Linked DNA regions of Homo sapiens: region 2 is linked to region 1. Evidence: chromatin loops called from intact Hi-C (ENCODE). Cell type or tissue: pancreas. All regions are shown on one strand. Each heading gives the region's core, and the rest is flanking DNA. Links, peaks and the distances in the headings are about the cores only.

Evidence for each region. A loop is a pair of places that touch in the nucleus more often than their neighbours do. Peaks named below come from ENCODE experiments on the same cell type or tissue, not always from the same donor. Only the 100,000 strongest peaks of a DNase experiment are listed, where the experiment ranks them.
Region 2: it touches region 1 in a loop (2.4-fold over the local background); 30 of 110 quality-filtered maps call a loop at or near these places.

What each region holds. Positions count from the first base shown.
Region 1 is chr1:15,213,694-15,216,609 of GRCh38, forward strand. TMEM51 (transmembrane protein 51) reads left to right here. Exons shown (of 4, transcript NM_001136218.2): 3 at 1,202-1,738. The coding sequence starts at 1,395. Among named protein-coding and RNA genes, the nearest start is that of FHAD1, 32 kb to the right of the region's middle. In pancreas, for the core only: no CTCF peak of the experiment used is centred there; a DNase peak (open chromatin) is centred at 1,588; H3K27ac peaks cover 753 bases.
Region 2 is chr1:15,163,500-15,166,415 of GRCh38, forward strand. The region is part of intron 1 of TMEM51 (transmembrane protein 51); the gene reads left to right. It overlaps TMEM51-AS2 (TMEM51 antisense RNA 2), which reads right to left. Exons shown (of 3, transcript NR_167931.1): 3 at 693-962. Among named protein-coding and RNA genes, the nearest start is that of TMEM51-AS2, 6.7 kb to the right of the region's middle. In pancreas, for the core only: no CTCF peak of the experiment used is centred there; no DNase peak of the experiment used is centred there; H3K27ac peaks cover 48 bases.

The DNA.
Region 1 (2,916 bases), core at 316-2,815:
TTTTGTCCAGCTGGGCACAGGAGCGGAGAGGAAGAATGTGCAGGCCTGTGTCCCTTTTAACAAAGGGAGAACTCGATGTGGTTTCAGAGAAGCTTGTCTTGCTGGGTGACTTCATGTGGCCTGCATTCATTTCATCCAACATTGACTCTGCAAACTTTTTTTTTTCGAGACAGAGTCTTGCTCTGTCACCCAGGCTGGAGTGCAGTGGCACAATCTCGGCTCACTGCAACCTCCATCTCCCAGGTTCAAGCAATTCTCCTGCCTCAGCCTCCCAAATAGTTGGGATTACTGGCACGTGCCACAGCACCCAGCCTTTTTTTTTTTTTTTTTTGTATTTTTAGTAGAGACGGGGTTTTACCATGTTGGCCAGGATGGTCTTGATCTCTTGACCTCGTGATCCATCCACCTCGGCCTCCCCAAGTGCTGGGATTACAGGCATGAACTCTGCAAACATTTTTTGAGTCCCTGCTGTGTGCCAGGCTTAGAGATGATGACAATGTGGTCATGGGAAGAGAGAGACTCACCACGGTGGTTGCTGGAGGATTTGGGGAGCACATGAAAGGGGCATCTGAGCTATGGGTGACCAGAGAAATGTTCTGGAGGGTGGTTGGGGGTGGGTAGTGCAAAGAAAGGCAGGCTGAGACATGCAGTAGGAGAGGCAGGAGCCAGGCTAAGGCCACCATGAGCAGCATCATTCTAAGAAGCTGGATTTTCTCCTGCAGGAAGTAGGGAGCCATTGAGGGTGGGGAACAGATGACAGTAGGCTGTTTGGCCTGGTCATACCATTGGCTGAGGCCCTGTCCCCCAGGTGAGTCTGTTACAACCATCGATTGTGGACCATTCATCCCATCGCTCACTCTCCCAGCAGCCTCCAGCAAGAGCTACGATTTTACTGCACTTCATTAAATTCCACACAATGTTTTAATGACCTGAGCTCCGACCTTTCTGGCCTCCAGCAGGGAAAGGTCTGGCTTTTCCTTTTCAGGGAGTAGCGGGCTGGGCAGACCGGCCTCCCTTCTCGCAGCCTCGCACAAGGAGCCTGAGCACGTAAGACATCTGGAATGCATCAAAGGCGAGGCCCAGCCAGAGCCGGCGTGCTCGGTGCTGCTGCCTAACTCCTTCAAGAGCAGAGCCGCCACATTCACAAAGCGTCTGGAATCGGAACTGATCGTCCTCTCTGCTCTTTCTGCTTTCCTTCCAGGCCCTTCCACCGCAGCCATCCGCACGGGAGGCCTCGCGATTGCTCGGAACCATCCCGCAGGAGTTCAGCTGATATTTTCTAGTGTGGGGCGAGAGATTTTGTGGAGCGCATTTAAGGGGTTTTTGTTGTGACTGCTGCCTTGTATACATTTATTTTCTTTCTTGGAACTGGGCCTCGCCCTCCTCCCACTGACATGATGGCCCAGTCCAAGGCCAATGGCTCGCACTATGCGCTGACCGCCATCGGCCTGGGGATGCTGGTCCTTGGGGTGATCATGGCCATGTGGAACCTGGTACCCGGCTTCAGCGCGGCCGAGAAGCCAACAGCTCAGGGCAGCAACAAGACCGAGGTGGGTGGCGGCATCCTCAAGAGCAAGACCTTCTCTGTGGCCTACGTGCTGGTCGGGGCCGGGGTGATGCTGCTGCTGCTTTCTATCTGCCTGAGTATCAGGGATAAGAGGAAGCAGCGGCAGGGCGAGGACCTGGCCCATGTCCAGCACCCGACAGGCGCTGGGCCTCACGCCCAGGAGGAAGACAGGTGAGGCCTGACTGTCCCCTTCCCTCCCCGGATCGGGGATGGGCACGCACGCATGCACACACATGTTCACACCTTTCCGTGGTGAAAAGACTGTCATCTACAGGCTTTATTGTCCCATGTTCGCCCATGACGCCTCTGTCAAAACGGTTTATCATTTTACAAATAACTTTAGACTTTTCTACCAGAGCTTCCCAAATAGCATGGTACAAATGGATTACAGGTAAACCAAGATTTTTTAAAAATTTTATTACAATAGATTTTTACACCATGGAATACTATTCAGCCATAAAAAGGAACAAAATACTGTCTTTTGGGCCAGGTGCAGTGGCTCACTCCTGTAATTCCAGAACTTTGGGAGGCCGAGGCAGGTGGATCACTTGAGGTCAGGAGTTTGAGACCAGCCTGGCCAACATGGTGAAACCCTGTCTCTACTAAGAATACAAAAATTAGCTGGGCATGGTGGCACATGCCTGTAGTCCCAGCTACTGGGGAGGCTGAGGCATGAGAATCGCTTGAACCCAGGGGAGTGGAGATTGCAGTGAGTGAGCTGAGATACCGCCACTGCACTCCAGCCTGGGTGACAGAGTGAGACTCTGTCTCAAAAAAAAAAATACAAAAACAAAAAACTGTCTTTTGCAGCAACTTGGATGGAGCTGGAGGCCATTACTCTTAAGTGAACCAGCATTTTGACCCGCCCAGGGTCACTGAACAGGGCCTGGGGTGGCCAGCATATTTGCTTGTCCCTTCACCCCAGCATGCTGTGTGTATGCTTTAATTTGAAATGGCTGGGAAGCAATTTTCCATTTGAGCAAAAATGCCACCAACAAATTTAAAAGATAAGTGATACATTGGGGAAGATATGATAATAGTTGATATCCCTATTATAAAAAGAGCTCTTAGAAATGAATATGTAAGATGAATATACCAATAGGAAACAGACAAAGATTATGAATATTCCATAGATGTTCAACCAATAGATGTTCAACTTCATTAGTCATGAAATGCAAGCAAAAAGATGTCTTTTCTTTTTTTTGCCTATCATATTGATCAAGATAGACAGCCCCTACTGTTGGAGAGTTGTAGGGAAGATGGATTGCTGATGAAATGTTGACTGATAGAAACTTTCTTAAGAGTTTCACCATAAGGGGCAGTACTGAAGATGTGCGTATTGATCCTAT
Region 2 (2,916 bases), core at 279-2,778, 50 kb before region 1:
TTTTTCCTTCCTGTTCTTTCTGCTTTTCTTTCTAGACTGCCCAGAGGCTTTAGAAAACACCATAATTTCAATTCTAGAAGTTTATCCTAAGAAAACAGTTAATGAGTATAAGGAGTTAGTTTCGAGACTGTTATTTTTTGTAATAATAGCAACAAAATTAGAAAGCCATTTTGTTTTTAATCTGTCCAGAGATGGTCCTAGCCACGACCCTTTAAATAAATTTTTGTTTAATTTTGGAATAATTTTAGATTTATAGAAAAGTTGCAAAGGTAATATGGGGCATTTTTGTCTACCCTTCACCCAACTTCCCCTAATGTTGGCTTTTTTTGGGGGGGGGGAGGGGGGAGGGGACAAAGTCTCACTCTGTTACCCAGGCTGGAGTACAGTGGCGTGGTCTCGGCTCACAGCAACCTCCACCTCCTGGGGTCAAGTGATTCTCCTGCCTCAGCCTCCCGAGTAGCTGGGATTTACAGGCATGCACCACCATGCCTGGCTAATTTTTGTATTTTTAGTAGAGACAGGGTTTCACCATGTTGGCCAGGCTGGTCTTGAACTCCTGACCTCAGGTGATCCGCCCACCTCGGCCTCCCAAAGTGCTGGGATTACAGGCGTGAGCCACCATGCCCGGCCTAATGTTGGCATCTTACATAATCGTATTATACTTATCAAAGCTAAGAAATTGACATCACAACTAACTAAACTACAGACTTTATTTTGATTTCGCTGGATTTCCCACTGCATTTTTATTCACCAGGATCCAATTCAAGATGCCACATTGCATTTGGTCATCTTGTCTCCTTAGTATCTTCTGAACTGTGACACTTTCTCAGTCTTTTCTTAAATTTCATGACCTTGAGAACTTTGAAGAGTACTGGTTAGTGTTTTGTAGAACTTCCCTGAATTTCGGTTTGCCTGATGTCTTCTCGTGACTGGACTGGGCCTTTGGGTTTTGGGAAAGAATCCTACAAAGGTGAAGTGTGCTTCTCACTGAATCATGTTAGGATGGAGATAATATCAATGTAACTTCTTATTGATGACATCAGCCTTGGTCACTTGGTTAAGGTGGTGTCTGCCACATTTCTCCACTGTAAAGTTACTACAGCCCCTTTTTGGAAGGGTATTCTTTAACATGAGAGCGAAAGGCAACATTATAAAAGAGATTATTGAAACGATTTTTAGATTAGGCACCTAAAATTTAAAAACTTTGATATATCAAATGATAAACTGGGGACAATATTTGCAACACAGAACAGACAAAGAGTTGTGTTCTGAATCCATGCGGGAGCTTTGCTTTTTTTTTTTTTTTCCTTTTTTTTTTTTTTGAGACGGAGTCTCGCTCTGTCGCCAGGCCAGAGTGCAGTGGCACAATCTCGGCTCACTGCAACCTCTGCCTCCCGAGTTCAAGCAATTCTTCTGCCTCAGCCTCCCGAGTAGCTGGGACTACAGGTGCGCGCCACCACACCCAGCTAATTTTTGTATTTGTAGTAGAGACGAGGTTTCACCATGTTGGCCAGGATGGTCTCCACCTCTTGACCTTGTGATCCGCCCACCTCGACCTCCCAAAGTGCTGGGATTACAGGCATGAGCCACCAAGCCCAGCCTGCTTTTCTAGTTAGTAAGGAAAAGCTGAATGCCCTAGTTGAGAAATGGGCTAAAGAAGAAATGCTGAGGCCAGGCACAGTGGCTGACACCTGCAATCCCAACGTTTTGGGAGGCTGAGGTGGGAGGATTACATGAGCCCAGGAGGTAGAGGCTACAGTGAGCCGTGACTATGCCACTGCAGTCCAGTCTGGGTGACCCTGTCTCAAAAAAAAGAAGAAGAAATGCTGGTGGCCAATTAGTACATGGGAAAAAAAAGAATCAGTATTCAGCCTCATTGTATTAAAGGAAATGCCAATTAAAACAATGCCGTCTTTCACACAGGAAATCTAAAATGTTTTAAAAGTTTTAAAATTTTAATTTAAATAATGCTAACTGGGAGGTAGTGCTTTCAGGAGCTCAGCATAGAAGTGTAAACTGGAGAACAGTCTGAAAACACAGGCCCAAACCTTTAAAGCACTTAGCTTTAAAACACTTTTAATTCCAAGATTTTAACCTTGTTATTAATATCTTCAATACCAAGATTTTATCCCGAGGTAACAATTTATGGTTGTATACGGAGTTAATTTCAACAGTATTTTTTATAATAGCAATAAAACTAAAAATCAAATATATTTGCAGCAACAGGGAATTGGTGACATAAATTGCAGCTCTTTCATATACTGAAGTGGTCCTCAACCACTAAAAATTCCAGTATTGATGAATACTGATGATACGAAAGATTGTTCATTGTACATCAAATTTTTCAAAATTAAGGTTATACTGGGAGGTGGAGGTTGCGGTGAGCCGAGATTGCGCCACTGCACTCCAGCCTGGGTGACAGTGAGATTTCATCTCAAAAAAAAAGTTAGGGTTATAAAACATATTGCAGCAATATCCCATTTTTGTAAAAAACAAAAAAGTATTTTGTTTACACAGCACACAAGAAAGCATGGATACCATCATAGATATTTATCAGCAGTTATGGATGGGGGTAGCCATGGGGGGTTTCGATATTCTTTCTGCTAATCTGTATTTAACTAATTTTTATTTCTTAAACAAGCATTGTTTTCATAACAAAACTGTTATTGATAACACCTTCTCCTCCCATTTGGAACTTTAATGACCTGTGCTGAAGACCCATAGGCTTGTTATGCATCCCACAGGGATTACTGCCAGGCAAGGTGCTTTGGGAACTGTAGAGAGCTTTGAAGACATCAGCTGCCACTCCTGGTGGTTGGTTTACCCTTCAAACTTCGAGTATCTGGGCCTCCCTTCTGAGACTTAGGAAGCTGAGATAGGAGCATGGTGGAAGCCACAGCAGCCGACTCATAGGCA